Linked DNA regions of Homo sapiens: all the other regions are linked to region 4. Evidence: chromatin contacts called from ENCODE Hi-C or POLR2A ChIA-PET data. All regions are on one chromosome and are shown on one strand. Each heading gives the region's core, a stretch centred on a gene start or an enhancer-like site at or near the end of the contact. The rest is flanking DNA. Distances are from core to core; before and after follow the strand shown. Region 1 overlaps LOC105370094 (a long non-coding RNA gene). Region 2 overlaps FBRSL1 (fibrosin like 1). Region 3 holds the start of ULK1 (unc-51 like autophagy activating kinase 1). Region 4 holds the start of LINC02361 (long intergenic non-protein coding RNA 2361). Region 5 holds the start of PXMP2 (peroxisomal membrane protein 2). Region 6 holds the start of MUC8 (mucin 8).

Region 1 (3,450 bases), core at 99-2,598, 410 kb before region 4:
ATTTGGTAACGTTTTCTATGGGAGAATGGAAAATCAACTTAGTCTTCCCACGGATGGGGCTGAGCGATGTTTTCTGTGGATACAAGTTGCTCAGGTGTGAACCTCCCTGGGCGTGTGTGGGCGACAGACACAGCCTCCATCACGCGATTCCCATAAGAAGTCAAAACAAACCTCCATCCTGATTAGAAGCTGCTGAGAACTGAATTTTCCACGCATACCTCTACCTGTCTGAAGCCGTCCCACACCCCAGTGTCTAGATCCGGAATCTTCAAACAGGATTGCCCAATGCCAGCAGGACACGTCGGAGACACCATCAGGCTCCTACCTTCATGTTGATGTCAGATGGGTGAGCCCAGCACGGGGGCCATCCCTATGTGGGTGAGCTGAGGTTTGCAGGCTGTCCCCACAGAGGTGAGCCAGGGCTCGGGGGCCGACCCCACGGGGGTGAGCCAGGGAGTGGGGGCCGACCCCATGGGGGTGAGCCAGGGAGTGGGGACCGACCCCACGGGGGCGAGCCAGGGCTCGGGGGCCGTCCTCACGGGGGTGACCCAGGGAATGGGGGCCGTCCCCATGGAAGTGAGCCATGGCGCGGGGCCCATTCCCACGGGGGTGAGCCCAGCAACACCAGGGAAAAGCTTCCTCAACTCACCTTCCCCACAGGTAGCTCCCGGCTGCTTGGCGCTCCTCCTCCCGCAGAGATACCGGAAGCACACGGGGGCCGTGCCGAGTAGGGACAGGTCTTGACCCAGTACAGTGAAAAGATCTTATTTTCCCAAACTTCACAGAAACATCAACCGTGTGTTTGTCAGAGTCAGTTGGCGGCAGACGCCACACCAACATGGGGACAGGGGCGTCTACGGTGAGGGGTTGTGCGCTGGTTCCAGGAGGAGCAAAGTGAGCCCAGCAGGCAGCCCCCAGGGTGGATGCAGAAGGGGTTCCCTGCCTGGCGCTCGGGAGACGGTGGGGCCACAGCCACTGATTTGGAGAAGCTCTCTGGGTTGAGGCCGGGGGCCCACAGCGGGGCCAGCAGCACTGTGCGCTAGAGGGAAGCACCTCTGGGTCTACGCGGCCAGGGGAGCCACTGAACCGGGAAGCCCCCGCTGCACCCACCCATGGCAGAGGGGCTGCCGGTGGGCAGTTCCAGAACCATCTATCAGTGTGAGGCTGCCGGCCCCAGGATACCGATGATCCCCCCATCTGTCCAAACCCCTCGAATCCTGTTTGTTGTCATGTTGGGTCAACTTCACTATGAATTTGGAAGTCTAAGAAAATTACAAAACGAAACAACATCGTGAAAGGGCGTCAGACGCCACCGCTTCTGAGTGCGCCTGTCCGTTCCTTCCACATGGGCGCCCTCTCCCGGCCTCTGCCTGGCTGTTCCTTCCGCATGGGCCCCCTCTCCCGGCCGCTGCCTGGCCAGAGTGTGGCCAGGGTCCGCCCCTGCTCCTCAGGGACACAGCCTTGCTGTGGACTGATCGTGTCCTCGCATTCATGGGTTCAGGCCCTGAGCCTCAGCGTGACGGGACTGGAGTGGGGTTCTGGGAGGTGACTGAGGTTTTGATGAGGCCGTGAGGGGCCTTACGAGAAGGGAATTCACGCCCTTGTAATAAGAGGCTCCAGGTGACCATGGTGGTAAACAGTCACGCACTGTGAGAAAAAAGAGACAACAGAGCCGAGCGTGCCAGCTCCCCCTGCCCTGCCATGCCCACCTGCCGGGGGAGGACGCCCTGGGAAGGCAGCTGCCTGCAACCCAGAGGGGGGCCCTCATGGAGCTTGTCCTGCTGGCACCCGGATCTCAATGTCATTATTTTAGCTGCTGGGTGTGTGGTGTTCCGCACGGCAGTCCAAGAAGGCTGAGACGATCCTTGTAGCGAAATCCTGAGAAACCGTTGCTTCCACCCTAACAGTGAGAACAAGCCAGATACGCCGCAACGTGATCGTTGTTATTTTGACCACTCATCCTCAAGTTCTAACAAAATGATAATTTTTAAAAGACAGAACAGAATAGGTAAACATAACCCATCAAACTTGAAAGCATCTGGAAGAAGTGTGGCTCCCAGCACTTCGGGAGGCTGAGGTAGGAGGACTGCTTGAGCCCAGGGGTTTGAGACCACCTTTGGCAACATACCAAGATTCCATCTCTACAAAAAATACAAAACTTAGCTGGGTGTGGTGGTGCATGCTTGTGGTCCCAGCTACTAGGGAGGCTGAGGCAGGAGGATCACTTGAGTCCAGGAGGTCGAGGCTGCAGTGAGCTGTGATTGCATCACTGCCCTCCAGCCTGGGCAACAGAGCAGGAACTTGTCTGAAAAGAAAGGGCCGGGCGTGGTGGCTCATGTCTGTAATCCCAACACTTTGGGAGGCCGAGGTGGGCGGATCACAAGGTCAGGAGATGGAGACCATCCTGGCTAACACAGTGAAACTCCATCTCTACTAAAAATACAAAAACAAAATTAGCTGGGCATGGTGGCGGGCGCCTGTAGTCCCAGCTACTCAGGAGGTTGAGGTGGGAGAATGGTGTGAACCCGGGAGGCAGAGGTTGCAGTGAGCCGAGATCACGCCACTGCACTCCAGCCTGGGCGACAGAAGGAGACTCCATCTCAAAAAAAAAAAAAAAAAAAAAGAACAAGTTGTGTTGGTTTGGTTTTCCGGTTGTTTTTTCTTTTTTCTTTTTCTTTCTTTCTTTCTTTCTTTTTTTTTTTTTTTTGAGACAGAGTCTCGCTCTGTTGCCCAGGCTGGAGTGCAATGGCGCGATCTCGGCTCACTGCAACCTCTGCCTCCTGTGTTCAAGCGATTCTCCTGCCTCAGCCTCCCGAGTAGCTGGGATTACAGGCGCGGGCCACTACGCCCGGCTAATTTTTGCATTTTTTTTCAAGATGAAGCCCCCCCGCACAGTGCTCTAGTCCCCGGAGGGGCCATCAGCTCCAGGGAACGTGTAAAGTGCTTTGTGGCTTTAATAACGCGGTGGGGGAAGGCGGGCGCTTGCTGGTGTGTAATGTCTGCCGGGGGAGATGGAAGTCTGCAATTGCAGGAGGAAACTCGGTCTCCGCACAGCTGCCCAGTGGAGGTTCAGCCGTGAAGGGTCCCGAGAGCCCGCGGTCTGGGCCCAGGTGAGGAAGCGACTGTGAGGGCTGTGGCCACCGTAGGGACGCCAGGAGGCCAGGACCCTCACTCACAGCAGAGGAGGCCAGTCAGCCTGGTCGCTAGGAGGGTTTCTCAGAGCAGGAAGAGCAACAGTGAGGATGCAAACTTGGAAACCTCCTGCATCCTGACTGTGGGTGGAGAGGAGGGGCGCGCGGAGAGGAGCAGGGGCGCGCGGAGAGGAGGGGCGAGCGGAGAGGAGGGGCGCGCGGAGAGGAGGGGCGAGCGGAGAGGAGGGGCGAGCGGAGAGGAGGGGCGCGCGGAGAGGAGCAGGGGCGCGCGGAGAGGAGGGGACGCGCGGAGAGGAGG
Region 2 (3,392 bases), core at 58-2,557, 370 kb before region 4:
CCTCCCAGCCCCAGTCCAGGGCCCCGATGACCCTCTCCCTCCCCCAGCCTTGCGGCCACCACCCCTAGAATCCTGGCTTGTTACAAAGAAAGAAGGACAGGAACCTCTCACCCCTGGGAAGCCAGGGGGCCTGGAGGTTGGGGCATGTGGCTTTCTCCTCTCTGCTCGCCTCAACATCATCCCCCAGAAGTGTGGCTCCCATGGGGTCCGCCTCCACCTCCCTGCCCCGTCCAGCCACTGCCGGTGACCCAGGCTACGCAGTGACCATCCCAGCATCGGAAACAGGAAGGACTCCGAGAGAAACAGGAGGAATAGTGAAGGGGCCTGTGCAGGTGGGCAGGGAGGAGTCCAGACCAGCCTTTGGGCCTCCAGGGGGCACTGCGGCTCCCCAGAAAGGCCTCGGCACCTCCTTGGCCGTGCCCATCCCCCAGCAGTGCCAGCACCAAGTGCTCCCTTGGGCCAGGCTCCCAAATCTGGGCCCCTCACACAGCAAGGATGGGGATCCAGTGCTGCTCCATGCCAGCCATGAACCAGGCACTGAACACCCAGGCCTGCCACAGACCCCTGGGGTCTCTCCTGGGCCTGCACCATCCTCCTGGGAGGACTTCTGGACCCCTCATCTGAGGGGCTGCACTGTCTCTGGCACGCACGCGGGCCCTCTTCTTGGCTGGCGTCCCGGGTTTGAGTGGCCTCTTCGCCAGGTGGCCCACCTGTTAACTGCCCCCTCTGTGGTTGGGGCAGCAGGCCCCACCACGCCGCCAGGACTCTCCAGGGGCCAGGAAGGAGGCGGGTGCTGAGGCCTCCCAGGTGGGCAGAGGGAGGAGAAGCCAGCTTAGCCCGCAGTTTGACGGCCAACCCAAAAGGCAGACCCCAAAGCACAGCCCCCAAAGCCGGCCCTCGTCTCTAGGGTAACCACAGGTTGGAGCCCTTCTGGGGCTCTGCTGCCCTCCCCTTCACTGGGACCCAAACACTCTAGTGGGTTCCGCTCCACGTCCCAGGTTCGAACACAAGCTCCCCAGGGCCACAAGGGGGCGCCCCAGACACCAGCGAAGCCAAGAGGGCTGCAAGGAAGGGGAGGGTCTTCCGCACGGGCCGCGCGGCTGGGGCCATCCAGCACCCATTCTGGTCACGCCACAGTGGGCCCTACACTTAGCAGACGAGTTTGCTCAGGGAGGCTGAGAATGGGTGCTCCAGGGGTCCTCGGCCCTAGCAGAGGCCCCGGAGGCAGGTGGCCTCCACCTCACAGTGAGAACCTGAACACCTGGCCAGGTGCAGCCACGCCCATCCGGGAGGGCTGAGAGCAGAACAGGGGCCGGCCCTCTGGGGGCCTGGCCCAGGCTCCAACCCCTTCCTAGACCACACACAGCAGCTGCACCTTCTGGGGCTCGTTCCTCCACGCGGTCCCTCAGCTCTTTCCCTTCTAGGACAGGGCTTCTGGCAGTGGCCAGATGACCCAAATGGGGTGGCAGCCCCAGGGGCCACCAGACCCGCTTAACTTCTCGGCCATGGTCTGCAGGGACGTGACCCAGGCACGAGCAGCCGCCTCTGCCTCCTAGCCCGCGTGGGGTAGAGGATCACTCAAGCCCAGGGTACAGGTGGGAGGACTCCGGGTCCGCAGGCTCAGGGTCCCTGCGAAGAGGCAGCGGGGGCGCCCGGGCAAGCCTCAGCCCCCGCGAGGTGCACAATCCCGGCGGCGGGCGGAGGTCAGGGCGCGCTTTGTCTGCGAGGACCCGACCCGCGGAGCAGCCTCGGCCAGACACGCGGCGCAGCCTGGGCCAGCCGCGCCCCGCCCCAGACAAAGAACTCCAACTCGGGGCAGGTGAGCGCGGCGCCGGGAACCCGGGTGGCCGATTCCGCACCTGGGCGCAGACAAAGGCGCGCGCCACCCACAACGCTCGGCCCCGCCTCCACCCCCGGACCCCGGGTGCCCTGACCCGGGCCTGGGACCCTCGGCCGCGCCGCACCCCCGCCCGCCCGCCGCCACGTGCGCCCCCGGGAGGACGCGGTCTCCGCGCTTGGCTCCGGGAGAGGCGGTGTGGGCAGAAGGCCCGGAGATCTCGGGCGTCCCGCTCTTCTGGGGGGGCGGTCGCTCCCCCTCCCCTGTCCCCCCAAAGTCCCAATTCCCTCTCTGGAGTCCGCAGCGCGCACTCACCTCGCCGGCGCCCCAGGCAGTCGCCCCTAGTCCCGGGGCCGGAGCCGGGCTGCATGGACGCGGGCGTGGAGCGCGAGCCCCGGGTGGCCCTGGCCCGTCCAGGCGACCCCTCTCCCCGCGTGCCCTGCTCAGCCGGAGCTCGGGCCGGGGACGCGCATGTCCGCCGCGCCGGCTCTGCGCGCTCTGGGCGGCGCTCGGTGCGCTCTGGGCTCCCGGGCGGACGTCGGGCGCGGCGCGGGCCCCGAGGCGGCGGGCGCGGAGCTGGGCGCGCGGGAGGCGGGAGCGCGGGCGGGGCGGGGGCGGGGCGCGGGCAGACCCGACTAATCCAGCCCCGAGGCGCCGATCCACCCGCGCCCGCCGCCGGCCCGGGGTCCGAACGCGCTGCCTCCGATCACGGCCACCCGGGGAAAGGCGCGCAGCGCCGGCCTCACTGAGCGCTGTGTGGGCGCTGCTCCTCTGGTCCTCACAACAAGAAGTTACGGACACCTGCCACCCCGCTCCCAGAAGGGGAAACTGAGTCAGAAAGGGCGACAGCCGGGCGCGGTGGCCGGCGCCTGAAACAGCACTTTGGGAGGCCGAGGTGGGCGGATCACTTGAGCCCAGGAGTTCGAGACCAGCCTGGCCAACATAGGAAGACCCCCCACCCCCGCCCGTCTCTACGAAATAAAAAAATTAGCCGGAGGTGGCGGCACGCGCCTGTGGCCCCAGCTACTGGGGAGGCTGAGGTGGGAGGATCAACTGAGCCCGGGAGGTGGAGGCTGCAGTGAGCCGAGATTGCACCACTGCACTTCAGCGTAGGTGACAGAGCGAGACAAGGTCTCAAAAAAAGGAAAAAAGAGCGACCTCATTGCCACTGTGGAGAGTTGGGACCTGAAAGGAGGAGCCCTTCCCCCACCCGTCCGCTGCAAGCCCCGCCCTCCCTGGGCCTCGGTTTCTCCCTCTGTGAAACGGGGGTGCAAAGTCGGAGACAGCTCCGAGCAGCTGCTGTAGCTGCAAACGGCTGTGCAGCGCAGCCCCCAAGACCACCGCCCTGAACCCCGTGATTTTACACTTGAGGTGGCCGGGAGGGACAGGAAGCACCTGGCTCTCCCTTACGGTGGGGCGCTAGAACTCGGATCGAGGCCCAGCCACGGCTTCCTGCAAAGGCTGCTTATGTGCGCCTGACCGCACCAGACGCCTGGGCGGGACCCTTCCATCCCAGCGCCCACTCAGGTGGAAAACCAGGACACCAACTGCGAAC
Region 3 (3,609 bases), core at 269-2,768, 300 kb after region 4:
AGGGCCAGCCGGGGACGCCGGACTCAGGCAGGGCCCCTAGGACTGACGCCCGGCGGGGAGGGGATGCCTGTTCAGGAGAACTCAGCCCTGCCCTGGGGCGCCCTGCGGCCCAGACACCCCCTCCCCGGTCTCACAGCTGGGGAAGTCACAGCAAGAGCCAGCACCAGCCCAGGCCTGGACCCAGGGTGGAGTCTCCAGGGGCCCAGTAGACCCCAGCCTGGACAGGCTCAACACCAGTGCTCACCAGGGGATCCAGCACCTGGGGCCACAGTCCCCCAGCCCGGTCCCCAGCAGACCGCAGCCCAGAGGCCTTACCTGGAAGTCGTACAGGGCCACGATGTTTTCATGTTTCAGTTCCTAGGACAGAAACCCAAGTTTGTTATCAGTGTGGGGAGGGGGGCTTGCCCACGCCCACGCCCACGCCCCCTCCCCCAGCACTGGCTCACCTTCAGGATTTTGATTTCCTTCCCCAGCAGCGTCTGAGACTTGGCGAGGTTCTTCTTGTTAATGCACTTGACGGCGACCTCCAAATCGTGCTTCTGAAAGCCAAACGTGCACCTTCAAGGCCAGGGCTGCCCCTCGCAGGCCTCCCCCAGACCCCAGTCCACACAGGTGGGGCCCTGAGATGATCCCGGTTGGGAATCCCGGGACTGGAAGGCCGAGTGGGGAGCCAGGTTGAGGATCGCGCTGGGGGTCCTGGGGTAGGGATCCAGCCTCGAAAGCCGGCTGTGGGACCAGGTTGCGGGGTGTCCCGGGGTGAGGGTTTGGACAGGAAAGTCGGGCTGGGGGTCTCGGAGTGAGGATCTGGGCTGGAAAGCCCGGCAGCGGATCTCGGGGCGGGAGTCTGAACTGGAAAGTCGGGCTGGGGGTCGCGGGGTGGGGATCCTGGGGTGGGGGTCGGCCTGGAAAGTCGAGTGGGGCTCTCGGGAGGCGTGGGGGGGTCCCGGGACAGGCGGGGAATCTCGGGGCGGGGATGCAGGGGCAGGGGATCCTGGGCGGGGGATCCCGGGCCGGACGGGGGCCTCACCTCGCGGTGGCGGCCCTTGAAGACCACCGCGAAGGCGCCGTGGCCGATCAGGTCCTTGCGGGAGAACTCGAACTTGCCCACGGTCTCTGTGCCGCCGCGGCCGGGCTCCATGGCGCAGGCGGGCCGGGGGCGCGGGGCGGGGGGTGGCGGGCCAAGGCGCGGGGGACTCAGGCGGAGGCGCGGGCCGGGGCGGGCGGGCCGGGGGCGCGGGGCCGGGGGCGCGGGGCCGGGCGAGGGCGCATCTCCGGGGCCGCGCGCCCCATCGGGCAGGCCGGGGCCGGGTCCCAGCCCCGCGGGCCAGGCGGGGTCCGAGGGTCGCGCTCCCTCCGGCGCCTGTGCCACGGCACTCTTCCCGGGCTGCTAATCCGAATCCGGATCCGACTCCGACTCCGACTCCGGCTCCAACTAGGGCCCGGGCTCGGCCCCAACGGAGAAACAAAAGAGCCGCGGCGCCCGGGCCTCAGAGCCTGAGACGCCCGCGCAGCCGCACTGCGCGCCGGGCCGGGAGGCGGGATGAGGGCGGGGCCTGCGGGACGGAGCGGCAGAGCCGGGCGTGACGAACAGACGGGGGGCGGGGAATGGGGCGGGGCCTGTCGGGGGGGTGGGCGGCTGGGCCGGGCCATTGCGGGGCCGGGTGGGCTGGGAGTGGGTGGGGCCAACAGCGGACCCGCCCCGGTGAGAGCAGAGAGGCGCGCTGACCCGGGAGCGGGCCACGGGGCTCAGTGTTGATTCCTTGCCCCACTCCCTTCCACGCCCCTTCCCCGCCCCTTCCCCGCCCCGCTTCTTCTCTGCTCCCCTCCCTCCTTTCCCCTCTCTCCGTCCTCCTCCCTCCTTTTCCCCTTCCCATCACCTCTCTCCCTCCCTGCCCCCTCCCTTCCGCCCCCTCCCATGCCTTCCCCCCCGCTCCCCTCCCGCCCCCACTGCCTGTTCTCCTCCCTCCTGTCCCCCCTCCCTGTTCCCCTCCCTCCCCTTCCCTGTTCCCCTCCTTCCCGCTCCCTGTTCCCCTTCTACAGGAGAATGGAGAACAGGCGTGGGAAATGTTCCCAAAACGGGGGACTGCGCAGAATTAATTCTTAGAAATAGAATGGCTGAGTTAGAGGTTAGGCATTTAAAGTTGAGTTCCATAATGCCAAATTGCAAAAAAAAAAAAAAAAATTGTAGACCAAAAAGTTGTCACCCAAACCAACGACATAGCCCATAAATCCGCTGGGGAGGAAAGGTTAGCTAGATGGGCTGCGCATCGGTCCTGTGGAACACTGCACAGAGGTAAATATACCTGTGCTCAAGGGTGAGTTCTCCAAAGATTATAATTAAGTAAAAGCAAAATATGGAACAGGGCACTGTACTGTCTGTCGTTTTAAGAAAGCGGTAGGATTGGGATGTGTGTGTGTGTGAAACGCCTGTAATGTGTACATGGTCGTTCCTAACTATAATGACAGCTAACTCATCACTTAGGCCAAGCAGCGCACTTTCCAGCGATTAGTGCATCCATTCAATGATTCCACGAGGCACTTGCTGTTATGTCCCTGTTTTACAGATGAGGAAATCAAGGCGGAGAAAAGTTGGAGAATGTGTCCAAAGTCACACCGCCGGCAGCCAAAAGAGCCCGGGGGCTCACTCACAGAAGACACAGCCAACAGCGATTGCTCTGGGAGAGAGGACCGGGGAAAAGTTAGTGCTGTTCACCGTACACGTTGCGCGCTAGTTGGAATGGCTTTCACCACGTGCAAGCACTGCTTTTGCAAATGCATGATTCTAAACAATGCTCACCAACCCAGCCTTCAGTACAGTCCTAAAGTAACAGCCCAGAAACACACACTTCAGCCAGGACCCTCCATGCTGCCTCCCAGAGCAGCCCAGCAGCTGGACAGCCTGATGCCCTGGGCTGGATCAGCAAGTCCTGGATGCCTTTTACCTGCACCCAGCTCATCCTCCAGGCCGCAGGACACACAGACTCCCGACCCTGGACTGGGGGCCAGAAGCCACCGAGCTGGAAGGGACAAGAGGTCTCCTGGCCCACCATGTTTGTTTTCCCAATAAAGAGGTTCCACAGTGCCCCGTAGTCAGCCATAGCATTCACTCACATCCTGGAGTGCCTGCTGCACACCGGCCTGCCCAGAGAGCACACGCTGCGAGGTAAGTGCTGCAGTTGACACAGTGAGAACAAGACCCGCCTGCAGGAGCTCCCAGCGCTTAGGGGTGGGGGACAAGAAGAGCAAAGATTGCACCACCCGTGGCAAAATTGCAAGAGAAAAATGAGTGAACAGGTGGCTACGTGCTGAGGTGATCAGGGCAGACCGTGAGGGCCGAGATTGCTAGAGATGGCGAAGCCTGTACTCCTGGAAAGTACTCAGGGAACCCCAGCCCAGCCCACCCTGGCCTGGAAAGCCAAGCTAACGGGGTCTTCACCCCAAACTCAAAGAAATACCCAGGAAGAGTTTAGGAGAGGGTGGGATGGCAAGATGGGATTTGCATTTGGAAACCGTTACTAGGCCCACCGAGGAAGGACATGTTTCTTTTTTGTTTTGTGCGGTCTTATTAAATTTTTTATTCTTTTTATAACTTTTAGGTTCAGTGGTGTG
Region 4 (3,468 bases), core at 969-3,468:
CCAGGGGCCCAACCACACAGAGCGTGGGGGTCTCCCAAACACTCCCTCGTCATCACAGGCAAGTTTAGCTCTGGTCGAAGCAAGGGGAAGGTGAAGGGCAGACTCCAGGGCGGGGGCCCCCTCTGAGAGGGCTGCAGGGACAGCTCTGGGGTCTGCAGAGAGGGGCAGCAGCAGACACACCTGGGCGCCCTCTCCTCACTGGGCAGCTTTGGGGAAATTACTTTCTCCTTCTGAACTGCATTTAATTCAAACAAGAAATAATACAGGCTCCAAAGCTTTGCTTTGAAGATTAGGAAAAAAGCACATCATAACTGTTATATTCCTGGGTGGTTTTGATTTTTTTATTTGCTTCTTGTATTTCCTAAATTTTCTGCAAAGAAACTTGTCTGCAACGAAGGATAATTGGCTCTTTTGTTTATTAATATTCATTTGACACCCACTGCACAGCGGGCGCTCTCCCTCACAGCAGCGGCCCATTCCCGAGCGCGTGCAGTGCCTAGCTTCCGGCCCGAGACACAAGGAGGGCTTCTAGAGGGATCACCGTCCACGCTGACACTGCTGTCCGGTGACCAGTCCCCGTGCTGGAGCTCACTGGCTGGTGACCAGTCCCCGTGCTGGAGCTCACTGGCCGGCCCGCAGGCCGCCTCTCACACCATGTCCTCCCCACCTGCCAGGCACCGGCTCACCAGCCTGCCGGGCCTGTGAATGCCCCAGTCCCAATCACGAGGCCCTCCCATGTTTGTGCCCAGCGCTGCTGTAACACAGGACCACAGCAGGTGGCTTCAGATGGCAGAATTGATTCCCTCACAGTCCCAGAGTCCAAGGCCCAGGTGCCAGCCCGGCTTCCTCCGAGGGCTCCGGGGCTCCTCCCACCTCCTCCCTCGCTGGGCCTGACCCGTCTCTGCTGCCGGTGGCCTGTTCCTCACCCCACCCCCATGTGTCTCCTCCACGCCTGCACCCTCTCGTCACCTTGCAGGGACAGCAGCCTCGGATTCAGGGCCCACCCTGCTCCAGGGTGGCCTCATCTTAATGTTCCATCAGCTAAGGCCTTCTCTTTAAATAGGTCTCATTCGGGGGTTCTGGGTGGACGTGAATTTTGGAAAGACAGCCCATGACCTTCTCCTATTGCCCAAATAGGCCCAGAAACTTCCCCGAGTCCTCCGAGGTGCAGAGCTGTGCTGAGGTCTGTGGGGAGAAGAGAAAGGCTGACCTGCCCCGCTGGACACGTGCTATCCCCGAGCCCCTCAGTCCATCGTCAGAACGGCCCCTCGACATGTGCGTGGCCAACGAGCACACGGAAAGGCACGACGCCAGCAGGCACCGGGGGCTGCAGAGGAAAGCCACGGCGGCCGGACTGGCTGAAGCACCCACGGGCAGCACGGGCGAGCCTCGGAGCGCCCCAAAGGCCCACCCGCTGCTGGCGGGGTCACGAAAGGCCACGGGCACTTGGAGCCACCATGGGTCACCACCTCCCTATAACCAAAGGTAACTCACAGCACCCCGGCCCGGCAATCTCACACCTGGATTCACCCAAGGGGCATGAAGACACGTCCCCAAAGACTTACAGTAAAATACTCACACCGGCCTTATTCACAATAGTCCAGAGCCGCAAGCAGCCCGGTGCGTGAGCCCTCAAGTCAGGGGCAGCCTCGGCGGGGCCTGTGCCTGAACCGGCCCTTGGCGGAGAGGAGGAGCGGCCGCGCGGCGGGAGAGGGGCCGGGCAAAGCGCACATCCGCCCCTGGAACCCGCACAGCCGGTCACCGCGCGCCCGGCGGGGTCGGAGCCGAGGCTGCCTGTGACCCCGGGAGCTGGGCGGAGGGCACAGGATCCGTCCGGATTTTCTGTGCAACGTCCTGGGAATCTAAAACTGCGTCAAAGTAAAAAGGTCTTTTGGTTTTGTTGTTGTTTATTCTACTTTAATTTCTGGGGCACATGCGCACAACGTGCAGGTTGGTTACAGACGCCCAGCGGCTTCGGAGGTGCCGTGCAGAAAGCGGCTGCCCGAGGCCGGGGGAGGCGCCGGGGAGGGCGGGGAGACGCCGCGGGAACATTCGTCACACCCCGCGGACCTGCCCCCGAGACGGGCGCCGCCTGGGACCCGCGCGCAGTGACTTAAAAGGGCGAAGGGCCGCCCCAGGCCCCGCCCTCGACTCCTCCGTCGCTGCGTCTCCTCCGTGCTCCGTCCCCGGAAAGACGGGCCCCGCCCCGACTCCCTCGGCGAAGAGGCCCCCGCGGCCGGCCGAGCTCCGTGGACTCCGCAGGAGCGGCCCCGCCCCTCACACTACGCCGGGCGGTTCCCTCCGAGCCCCGCCGGGACAGCGTCGACGCTGCACACACCCCAGAGAAGCCAGAGGACGGCGCCTGCACCGGACACAGCGCAACACCGGCACAGCACAGCGTCCACACCACAAGTGAGCCTAGGCAGCTGTGTCTACACTGCAGACGCCGGCCTGAGCGCACGCGTCTTCATGCAGGCTCAGCAGAGGGGGAAGAACACCTCCCCGAGGGTGGAAGAGCTGTGGCCAGCAGACAGATGGACGGACAGACGGACACAGGCGAACAGGCAGCGCAGGGGTGAGCCGAGCCGGTCAAATGGGCCAGGACCCGGCTCCGTGTGCCCTTCACAGTCAGGATGACAGAACCCCGTGGAATATGAAAAATGCCGGGAGACAGACCCCGGAGGCACAGCCCCTCACCGGGCAGGGAGGCCGCCAGAGGGAAGCGCAGCTCCAGGTGCGCGCCCCCCCACGCCCACCCCATCCCCCGCTGGGCAGGGAGGGACCCCACCTGCGCCCTCAGGCGGTGCTCAAGATGGGGATAGGGTGAGCTGCAGAACCGATTTCATCTCTGGAGTGAAATGGAATGATGGGTTTGTGTGAAATCAGGACAGAGCTGGGGAGGTGGCGGAGCCGGGACGGGAAGAGGGCAGAGCAGTGGGCTCATTCCCCGGAACCAGCATCTCCTGGCCCGGTTTAGCCACTGAGGGAAGCTTCTCTGTGTATTGAGCCTGGCTGCCCAGAGAGCAGCCCCACCCTCCCTCCTGCTCCTGCTCCTCTCCCTCCCCCAACTTCTCGTCCCCTCTTCCTCACCCCTGCCCCCACCTCCAGCCTGACTCTAACGCTGCACTGGCCTTTAGTGTCTCAGAACACAGAGCAGTTGCTGGGCAGAATCCCCCGTGCCACGATGCGTCCACGCACAACACGGGAACTAAACCACCCGAAACGCAGCAGGTTAAAGCAGCGCTGGGCTCCTGGTCCTCACAATTCTCTGGGTCCATGGGGGCTCCCTGGGCTGGCTCATGGGCCGCCATGGTCACCAGCAGGGCTGGCCAGGCCGGGCAGCAGACGGCTCCTGGCAGCTGGCGGGTGGGGCTGGCCGTCGCTGCGGCCTGGGCTGTCCTCCGCACGGCCTCCTGCCTCAGTTTTCTGTTTCTGATGAGCCCCGTATCTAGCGGTTCAGAGCAACGC
Region 5 (3,445 bases), core at 200-2,699, 500 kb before region 4:
CCCTGTCTTTACCCGCGCCCCCAAGACCCGCTCCCCTGGCGCTGTCTTCACCCGCGCCCCGCAGACTCGCTCCCTTGGCCCTGTCTCCACACGCTCCATGAGGACCCGCTCCCCTGGCCCTGTCTTCACCCGTGCCCCGCAGACCCGCTCCCCTGGCCCTGTCTTCACCCGCGCCCCCAAGACCCGCTCCCCTCGCCCTGTCTTCACCCGTGCCCCGCAGACCCGCTCCCCTGGCCCTGTCTTCACCCGCGCCCCCAAGACCCGCTCCCCTCGCCCTGTCTTCACCCGTGCCCCGCAGACCCGCTCCCCTGGCCCTGTCTTCACCCGCGCCCCCAAGACCCGCTCCCCTCGCCCTGTCTTCACCCGTGCCCCGCAGACCCGCTCCCCTGGCCCTGTCTTCACCCGCACCACGCAGACCCGCTCCCTTGGCCCTGTCTTTACCCGTGCCCCGCAGACCCGCTCCCCTCGCCCTGTCTTCACCCGCGCCCCGCAGACCCGCTCCCTTGGCCCTGTCTTCACCCGCGCCCCGCAGACCCGCTCCCTTGGCCCTGTCTCCACCCGCGCCATGAGGACCCGCTCCCCTGGCCCTGTCTTTACCCGCGCCCCCAAGACCCGCTCCCCTGGCGCTGTCTTCACCCGCGCCCCGCAGACTCGCTCCCTTGGCCCTGTCTCCACACGCTCCATGAGGACCCGCTCCCCTGGCCCTGTCTTCACCCGTGCCCCGCAGACCCGCTCCCCTGGCCCTGTCTTCACCCGCGCCCCGCAGACCCGCTCCCCTCGCCCTGTCTTCACCCGCGCCCCCAAGACCCGCTCCCCTCGCCCTGTCTTCACCCGCGCCCCGCAGACCCGCTCCCCTCGCCCTGTCTTCACCCGCGCCCCGCAGACCCGCTCCCCTCGCCCTGTCTTCACCCGCGCCTGCGGACCCGCTCCCCTTGCCGTGGCTTCCCCGGGCGCGCGGGGCCCCTGTTGGGTCCTTGGGTGGAACCTCAGCGCCGACCCCCGGGTCTGGGCGGGCCCTCCACGCGCTGGGAGGGCGGGATCCGCAAGGCGCCTCACAATCGCTGACTGCGGACGCGGGTGTCGCCGCGGGAAGTTCAGCGCCGGGTCGGAGGGCGCCCGCTCCGGGGGTTCTGACCCGGGCGCGCCCCCAGCCTGGTCCCGGCCCGGCGCTCCCGTCCAGGCCCCGCGCCGCTGCGGCCGACCTGGGGCCGGGGCGGCGTCCGATTCCCGCGCCCCCGCTCACCTGGTGGCCGCCTTGGTGAGCACCGGGTAGAGCCGCAGGAAGAGCAGGTACTGGGCGAGCGCCCGCCGCGGCAGCGCCCCGAGCCCGGCTTCGGCCCGCAGCCTGGACGCGGCCGGCGCCATCGCCTCCCCAGCGCCGTGCCGCCGGGGGCACCGACCCCACCTCAGGCTGGCCGGGCGCGGAGCCCGAGGCGCCGAGAGCGGAGTGGGGACCGCCTGACATTTCCGGCCCCACCGCGGCCCGCAGCGCCGCCCGGTCCCAACCCCACGGTGCGCCGCGCGCGCCTACCACACACTTTTCCCCGGTCCCTGCCGGCCACCTCCCCCGCCGGGCGCCGGCGCCAATTGGAGCGCCTCGGGGGGCGGGGGAGGGGCGGAGCGCGCCTCTTGATGGACGGCGGCATTTCCGGCTCTCGCGAGTCTGGGTGGGAGCGCGCCAAATTTCTCCCCTGAAGCAGAGGTGGTAGCCAACGGCTCCATGTCTCTGAGGAGCGGCGGGCGGCGGCGCGCGGACCCAGGCGCGGATGGCGAGGCCAGCAGGTGAGGGGCGCCCTCCTGAGGCTCTCGGGCCGGCCCTCCGGAGGGTGCCATGGGGCCGTCCTCGGCTGGCGCCGCCGAGGCGGGAGGGAGGCCCGGTTCCCGCAGCCGCCCGCACTCGCCGCGCCTGACTGGGGTAGGGCGGCGCGCCCCGACCGCCGACGGAGGGGCTCGGGGCGGGCGGAGGCGCTACGGGCGCGGCTTCTTTGCGGGGAAACGAGGCGGGCCGCGCGGCCTTTCCCTGCTCGGCTCTTTCTGAGGTTTTTCGGGCCTCGCCTTCCGCGCAGCTGCGTTTGGGACCTGCCGCGCGGCGGGGGCGATGAGAGCGGCGGGACCCGGGCCAGGCCCTGCGGGGTGGACGCGCGGCTGGGGAGGGTGCGGGGAGGGGCGGGGCCGGGGACCCTGCCTGGGGGCCTAGCGCTGGGGGAGGCCGAGGCGGGCGGATCGCTGGAGCCCAGGATCCTGTTCTAGATCAGCCTGGGCTACAGAGAGAGACCTCGTCTCCTCTGTTTTATTTTTTTGGGCAGGGAGTCCCGCTCTGTCGCCCAGGCTGGAGTGCAGTGGCGCGATCTCGGCTCACTGCAACCTCTGCTTCCCGGGTTCAAGCGATCCCGCTGCCTCAGCCTCCCGAGTAGCTGGAATTACAGGCGCCCGCCACCAGGCCCGGCTAGTTTTTGTATTTTTAGTAGAGACCGGGTTTCACCATGTTGGCCAGGCTGGTCTCGAACTCCTGACCTCAGGTGATCCGCCCGCCTCGGCCTTCCAAAGTGCTGGGATTACAGACGTGAGACTCCGCGCCCGGCCCTTCTCTTGTAAAAACAAGAAAAATTAGACAGGCTGGTGGTGCGCGCCCGAGGTCCCAGCTATTAATACTCCCGAATCCGAGCCGGAGGTTCACCTGAGCCCGGCAGGTCAAGGCTGCTGTGAGCCGGGATCGCGCCACCGCACTCCAGCCTGGGCGACGGAGCCAGACCCAGTCTCAAAAAAAATAGAGCAAGGATAAGACGCGGCTGCTTGGTGGCCAGAGCAAACGGTAAACATGACCGGAGGACTGGCCTGCCATAAGCAGAAAACGGATGAGGCCCGGCGCGGTGGCTCACACCTGTAATCCCAGCACTTTGGGAGGCCGAGGCAGGAGGATCACCTGAGGTCAGGAGTTCGAGACCAGCCTGACCAACATGGAGAAATCCCGTCTCCACTAAAAAAATACAAAATTAGCGGGGCGTGGTGGCGCATGCCTGTAATCCCAGCTACGCAGGAGGCTGAGGCAGGAGAATCACTTGAACGCGGCAGGCGGAGGTTGCGGTGAACCGAGATCGCGCCATTGCACTCCAGGCTGGGCAACAAAGAATGAAACTCTGTCTCAAAAAAAAAAAAATAGAAAAAACGTGTGAGAACGTGAAGCTTTTTACAGACACTTAGCTGAACAAAATTCTTCCCAGAGGAGAAACCAAGTGGTAAGGATCCCTAACTGCTGTTGTGCTCATCGCTGTCTGTCCATATCAGGCAAGCCCTAGAGAGGCAGGTACCCTTAGGGTCTACATGGTGTGTTGGAACTTGGAGCTTAGAGACGGTTACTGACTGCCCTGCTTCAGGACACAGGACTGCACTCACGTGCTCCACTCCACTGCCCTGCCCCAAGCTCAGTGATGGCCTCCAGGCAGGG
Region 6 (3,800 bases), core at 807-3,306, 280 kb before region 4:
CGGCATGGGCATTGGAGACCGCGATGGAGTCAGGTTCTGCTGGACATGGACCAGAAGTCCCCAGTTCAGTTCTGAGCACGTGGGTGAGGGGACTCCTGGGGGGCCGCCAGGGGCTCCGAGGAGATGTGGGCTCGGGAGCTGTGATGGCTGGGCTGTGTCCCCCACAAATCCACATGCTGAAGTCCCACCCCCACGACCTCAGGATGTGACTGCATAAAGGGGTCTTTAATGAGGGTGTCAAGGTAAAGCGAGGTTGTTGGGGTGGACCCTGATCCAGTCCCATGGGTGACACAATACGAAGAGGCGATCAGGGAGGAAAAGGCCCCGGAGAGCGGCTTTGAGAGTGACGACCGCCCGTGATGACCGGCCTGTGATAACTGGCTGGTGATAACTGGCTCGTGATGACCGGCCCATGATGACTGGCCCGTGATAACTGGCTCGTGATGACCACCCGTGATGACCGCCCGTGATGACCGGCCCGTGATAACTGGCTGGTGATAACTGGCTCGTGATGACCACCCGTGATGACCGCCCGTGATGACCGGCCGTGATAACTGGCTGGTGATAACTGGCTCGTGATGACCAGCCCGTGAAGGACAAGGAAGAGGTAAGGATGCAGACAGGCACAGGGGGCCACCAGGTGAACGCACAGAGGAGACACCGACTGCCGGCCAAGGAGGGAGGCACAGGATGAACCTGCCCTGCCGGCCCCAGGGTGGAGACTTCCAGCCTCCGGGGTGGGCGACGGGTGCCCCAGCCTCCGGGGTGGGCGACGGGTGCGTGTGGTTTGAGCCGCTGGCCTGTGTCGTTTGTTGTGGTGGCCTGAAGAGACCTGCACGGTAGCTGAGTGTGGTGGACACGCCAAAGCCGCAGGCAGGAGACCTGCAGTGAGGCTGGCAGGACCATGTGGCGGCAATGGCCACCCCAAGCCTCAGGGGCTTCCTGCAGGGATGGCTGCTCAGATGCCGGGGCCTGCAGTGCTGATGAGGGTGTGCCTGGGCCACATCGCCATGGAGGACGGGAGGGGCCTGTTCGTTTCTAGAGGGACACGCCGGCCACCCGGATGCAGATACCACGTCCTCACGGATGCGCACACGTTGCTTAGACACCATCACGTGAGCCTTTTGAGCTTTGAAGGTTGAGAACATATTCCTAAGAACACACATCAGCGCCATTTAGAGCTTCTAAGGGGTTACCGCGGAGGAAGGGGCGGGGTCACCGCGGAGGAGGGGGGCGGGGTCACCGCGGAGGGAGGGGGCGGGGTCACCGCGGAGGGAGGGGGAGGGGCACCGCGGAGGGAGGGGGAGGGTTCACCGCGGGGGGGGGAGGGTTCACCGCGGAGGGAGGGGGAGGGTTCACCGGGGAGAGAGGGGGCGGGGGGGTCACCGCGGAGGAAGGGGGCGGGGTCACCGCGGAGGAAGGGGTGGGGTCACCGCGGAGGAGGGGGCGGGGTCACCGCGGAGGAAGGGGCGGGGTCACCGCGGAGGGGGGGCGGGGTCACCGCGGAGGAAGGGGTGGGGTCACCGCGGAGGAGGGGGCGGGGTCACCGCGGAGGAAGGGGTGGGGTCACCGCGGAGGGGGGGCGGGTCACCGCGGAGGAAGGGGCGGGGTCACCGCGGAGGAGGGGGGCGGGGTCACCGCGGAGGAAGGGGCGGGGTCACCGCGGAGGGAGGGGGAGGGGCACCGCGGGGGGTGCGGGGTCACCGCGGAGGAAGGGGCGGGGTCACCGCGGAGGAGGGGGCGGGGTCACCGCGGAGGAAGGGGTGGGGTCACCGCGGAGGAGGGGGCGGGGGTCACCGCGGAGGAGGGGGCGGGGTCACCGCGGAGGAAGGGGTGGGGTCACCGCGGAGGAGGGGGCGGGGGTCACCGCGGAGGAGGGGGCGGGGTCACCGCGGAGGAAGGGGCGGGGTCACCGCGGAGGAAGGGGCGGGGTCACCGCGGAGGAGGGGGCGGGGTCACCGCGGAGGAGGGGGCGGGGTCACCGCGGAGGGAGGGGAAGGGCACCGCGGAGGGAGGGGAAGGGCAGTCTTGTTTTGAAAATTCCAGTGCAAAGACAGTGTTGTTTCCGGAGGCGCCTAAGTGATCCCGCAGCGACTCTGAGGAGGACCCTGAGGGTCGGGCATTCTTGCCCTGACCGGCCTCTGCTGGACGCCCACCGGGGAATCAGGGAGATACACGGGGCCCCGGCTTCCAGGAGCGCAGCCAGGCCACAGCCCTGAGGACGGGCAAACCCACCCAGGCGCGGTGAGAGGGAGGCCGCCCAGGCCTGGGGCCTGGCGGCAGGGGATGAAGTGGACCAGAGCCCCGCAAATCCTAACGTGGGTGAGCAGTGAGCCTGTGTGGCTGCGAGTGGCTCCGTTTTGGGGCTGTTTGTTCCTGCAGCAAATGATGCCAGCCCTGACGGAACCAGTGCACGTCCACCACGAGCTGCCCACGTCCTCTCCAGGAAGGGACCCGGGTCCACGAGCTGCCCACGTCCTCTCCAGGAAGGGACCCGGGTCCACGAGCTGCCCACGTCCTCTCCAGGAGGGGACACCGGGTTCACGAGCTGCCCACGCCCTCTCCAGGAGGGGACACCGGGTTCACGAGCTGCCCACGTCCTCTCCAGGAGGGGACACCGGGTTCATGAGCTGCCCACGCCCTTTCCAGGAAGGGACCCCGGGTTCACGAGCTGCCCACGTCCTCTCCAGGAGGGGACACCGGGTTCACGAGCTGCCCACGTCCTCTCCAGGAAGGGACCCAGGTCCACGAACTGCCCACGCCCTCTCCAGGAGGGGACCCGGGTCCACGAGCTGCCCACGTCGTCTCCAGGAAGGGACCCGGGTCCACGAGCTGCCCACGTCCTCTCCAGGAAGGGACCCGGGTCCACGAGCTGCCCACGTCCTCTCCAGGAAGGGACCCCGGGTTCACGAGCTGCCCACGTCCTCTCCAGGAAGGGACCCCGGGTTCACGAGCTGCCCACGTCCTCTCCAGGAGGGGACCCCGGGTTCACGAGCTGCCCACGTCCTCTCCAGGAAGGGACCCCGGGTTCACGAGCTGCCCACGTCGTCTCCAGGAAGGGACCCGGGTCCACGAGCTGCCCACGTCCTCTCCAGGAAGGGACCCGGGTCCACGAGCTGCCCACGTCCTCTCCAGGAAGGGACCCCGGGTTCACGAGCTGCCCACGTCCTCTCCAGGAAGGGACCCCGGGTCCACGAGCTGCCCACGTCCTCTCCAGGAAGGGACCCGGGTCCACGAACTGCCCACGTCCTCTCCAGGAAGGGACCCCGGGTTCACGAGCTGCCCACGTCCTCTCCAGGAGGGGACACCGGGTTCACGAGCTGCCCACGCCCTCTCCAGGAAGGGACCCCGGGTTCATGAGCTGCCCACGTCCTCTCCAGGAAGGGACCCGGGTCCACGAACTGCCCACGCCCTCTCCAGGAGGGGACCCGGGTCCACGAGCTGCCCACGTCGTCTCCAGGAAGGGACCCGGGTCCACGAGCTGCCCACGTCCTCTCCAGGAAGGGACCCGGGTCCACGAACTGCCCACGCGCTCTCCAGGAGGGGACACCGGGTTCACGAGCTGCCCACGCCCTCTCCAGGAAGGGACCCCGGGTTCACGAGCTGCCCACGTCCTCTCCAGGAGGGGACACCGGGTTCACGAGCTGCCCACGTCCTCTCCAGGAGGGGACACCGGGTTCACGAGCTGCCCACGCCCTCTCCAGGAGGGGACACCGGGTTCACGAGCTGCCCACGTCCTCTCCAGGAAGGGACCCGGGTCCACGAGCTGCCCACGTCCTCTCCAGGAGGGGACACCGGGT

What was found. Hi-C counts contacts between places; a loop is a spot of excess contacts on that map. ChIA-PET counts read pairs that join two places held with the same protein, here RNA polymerase II (POLR2A). Pooled maps may share reads with other maps.
Region 1: a pooled map shows a loop between it and region 4 (2.8-fold over the local background). The contact joins the enhancer-like site here to the promoter of LINC02361 in region 4. A Hi-C loop is called at or near these places in 5 of 50 pooled maps. POLR2A ChIA-PET finds 5 or more read pairs at or near these places in 2 of 52 experiments (Panc1 and activated CD8-positive, alpha-beta memory T cell).
Region 2: a loop to region 4 is called in a map with no recorded cell type, with 11 times the contacts of the local background. The contact joins the enhancer-like site here to the promoter of LINC02361 in region 4. A Hi-C loop is called at or near these places in 1 of 37 single-sample maps with no recorded cell type and 6 of 50 pooled maps. POLR2A ChIA-PET finds 5 or more read pairs at or near these places in 1 of 52 experiments (WTC11).
Region 3: a map of CD8-positive, alpha-beta T cell shows a loop between it and region 4 (7-fold over the local background). The contact joins the promoter of ULK1 here to the promoter of LINC02361 in region 4. A Hi-C loop is called at or near these places in 2 of 168 maps with a recorded cell type or tissue (CD8-positive, alpha-beta T cell and naive thymus-derived CD4-positive, alpha-beta T cell) and 8 of 50 pooled maps. POLR2A ChIA-PET finds 5 or more read pairs at or near these places in 2 of 52 experiments (CD4-positive, alpha-beta T cell and H1).
Region 5: a loop to region 4 is called in a map of CD8-positive, alpha-beta T cell, with 32 times the contacts of the local background. The contact joins the promoter of PXMP2 here to the promoter of LINC02361 in region 4. A Hi-C loop is called at or near these places in 2 of 168 maps with a recorded cell type or tissue (CD8-positive, alpha-beta T cell and naive thymus-derived CD4-positive, alpha-beta T cell), 1 of 37 single-sample maps with no recorded cell type and 9 of 50 pooled maps.
Region 6: a pooled map shows a loop between it and region 4 (9-fold over the local background). The contact joins the promoter of MUC8 here to the promoter of LINC02361 in region 4. A Hi-C loop is called at or near these places in 5 of 168 maps with a recorded cell type or tissue (CD4-positive, alpha-beta T cell, CD4-positive, alpha-beta memory T cell, CD8-positive, alpha-beta T cell and 2 more), 2 of 37 single-sample maps with no recorded cell type and 11 of 50 pooled maps. POLR2A ChIA-PET finds 5 or more read pairs at or near these places in 2 of 52 experiments (PC-9 and naive thymus-derived CD8-positive, alpha-beta T cell).

The regions. Positions count from the first base shown.
Region 1 is chr12:132,598,517-132,601,966 of GRCh38, reverse strand. It overlaps LOC105370094 (a long non-coding RNA gene), which reads right to left. Exons shown (of 3, transcript XR_001749425.2): 2 at 650-1,900; 3 at 179-370. Among named protein-coding and RNA genes, the nearest start is that of LRCOL1, 10 kb to the left of the region's middle. RefSeq lists enhancers at 1-500, 501-1,036. Within about 2 kb of position 1,348, at least 7 of the 41 ENCODE cell types and tissues checked have a DNase peak (open chromatin) inside an H3K27ac peak, as active enhancers do; they include Panc1, where a contact is called at or near this core.
Region 2 is chr12:132,558,991-132,562,382 of GRCh38, reverse strand. The region is part of intron 5 of FBRSL1 (fibrosin like 1); the gene reads right to left. Among named protein-coding and RNA genes, the nearest start is that of MIR6763, 21 kb to the left of the region's middle. RefSeq lists enhancers at 712-761, 892-1,231, 1,242-1,311 and silencers at 1,842-1,921, 2,192-2,491. Within about 2 kb of position 1,307, at least 7 of the 41 ENCODE cell types and tissues checked have a DNase peak (open chromatin) inside an H3K27ac peak, as active enhancers do.
Region 3 is chr12:131,892,531-131,896,139 of GRCh38, reverse strand. It overlaps ULK1 (unc-51 like autophagy activating kinase 1), which reads right to left and starts at 1,518. Exons shown (of 28, transcript NM_003565.4): 1 at 1,028-1,518; 2 at 447-539; 3 at 316-357. The coding sequence starts at 1,138. It overlaps LOC124903059 (a long non-coding RNA gene), which reads left to right and starts at 1,982. Exons shown (of 2, transcript XR_007063538.1): 1 at 1,982-2,293; 2 at 2,565-3,082. RefSeq lists silencers at 1-116, 42-191, 1,259-1,768, 1,799-1,848.
Region 4 is chr12:132,188,445-132,191,912 of GRCh38, reverse strand. LINC02361 (long intergenic non-protein coding RNA 2361) reads left to right here and starts at 2,218. Exons shown (of 2, transcript NR_146452.1): 1 at 2,218-2,734. RefSeq lists silencers at 1,698-1,757, 1,888-2,367.
Region 5 is chr12:132,685,591-132,689,035 of GRCh38, reverse strand. PXMP2 (peroxisomal membrane protein 2) reads right to left here and starts at 1,449. Exons shown (of 5, transcript NM_018663.3): 1 at 1,244-1,449. The coding sequence starts at 1,365. It overlaps POLE (DNA polymerase epsilon, catalytic subunit), which reads left to right and starts at 1,694. Exons shown (of 49, transcript NM_006231.4): 1 at 1,694-1,782. The coding sequence starts at 1,721. RefSeq lists a silencer at 934-2,243.
Region 6 is chr12:132,472,843-132,476,642 of GRCh38, reverse strand. It overlaps MUC8 (mucin 8), which reads left to right and starts at 2,056. Exons shown (of 8, transcript XM_047429967.1): 1 at 2,056-2,703; 2 at 3,140-3,232; 3 at 3,234-3,395; 4 at 3,397-3,435; 5 at 3,437-3,475; 6 at 3,477-3,515; 7 at 3,517-3,759; 8 at 3,761-3,800. The coding sequence starts at 2,287.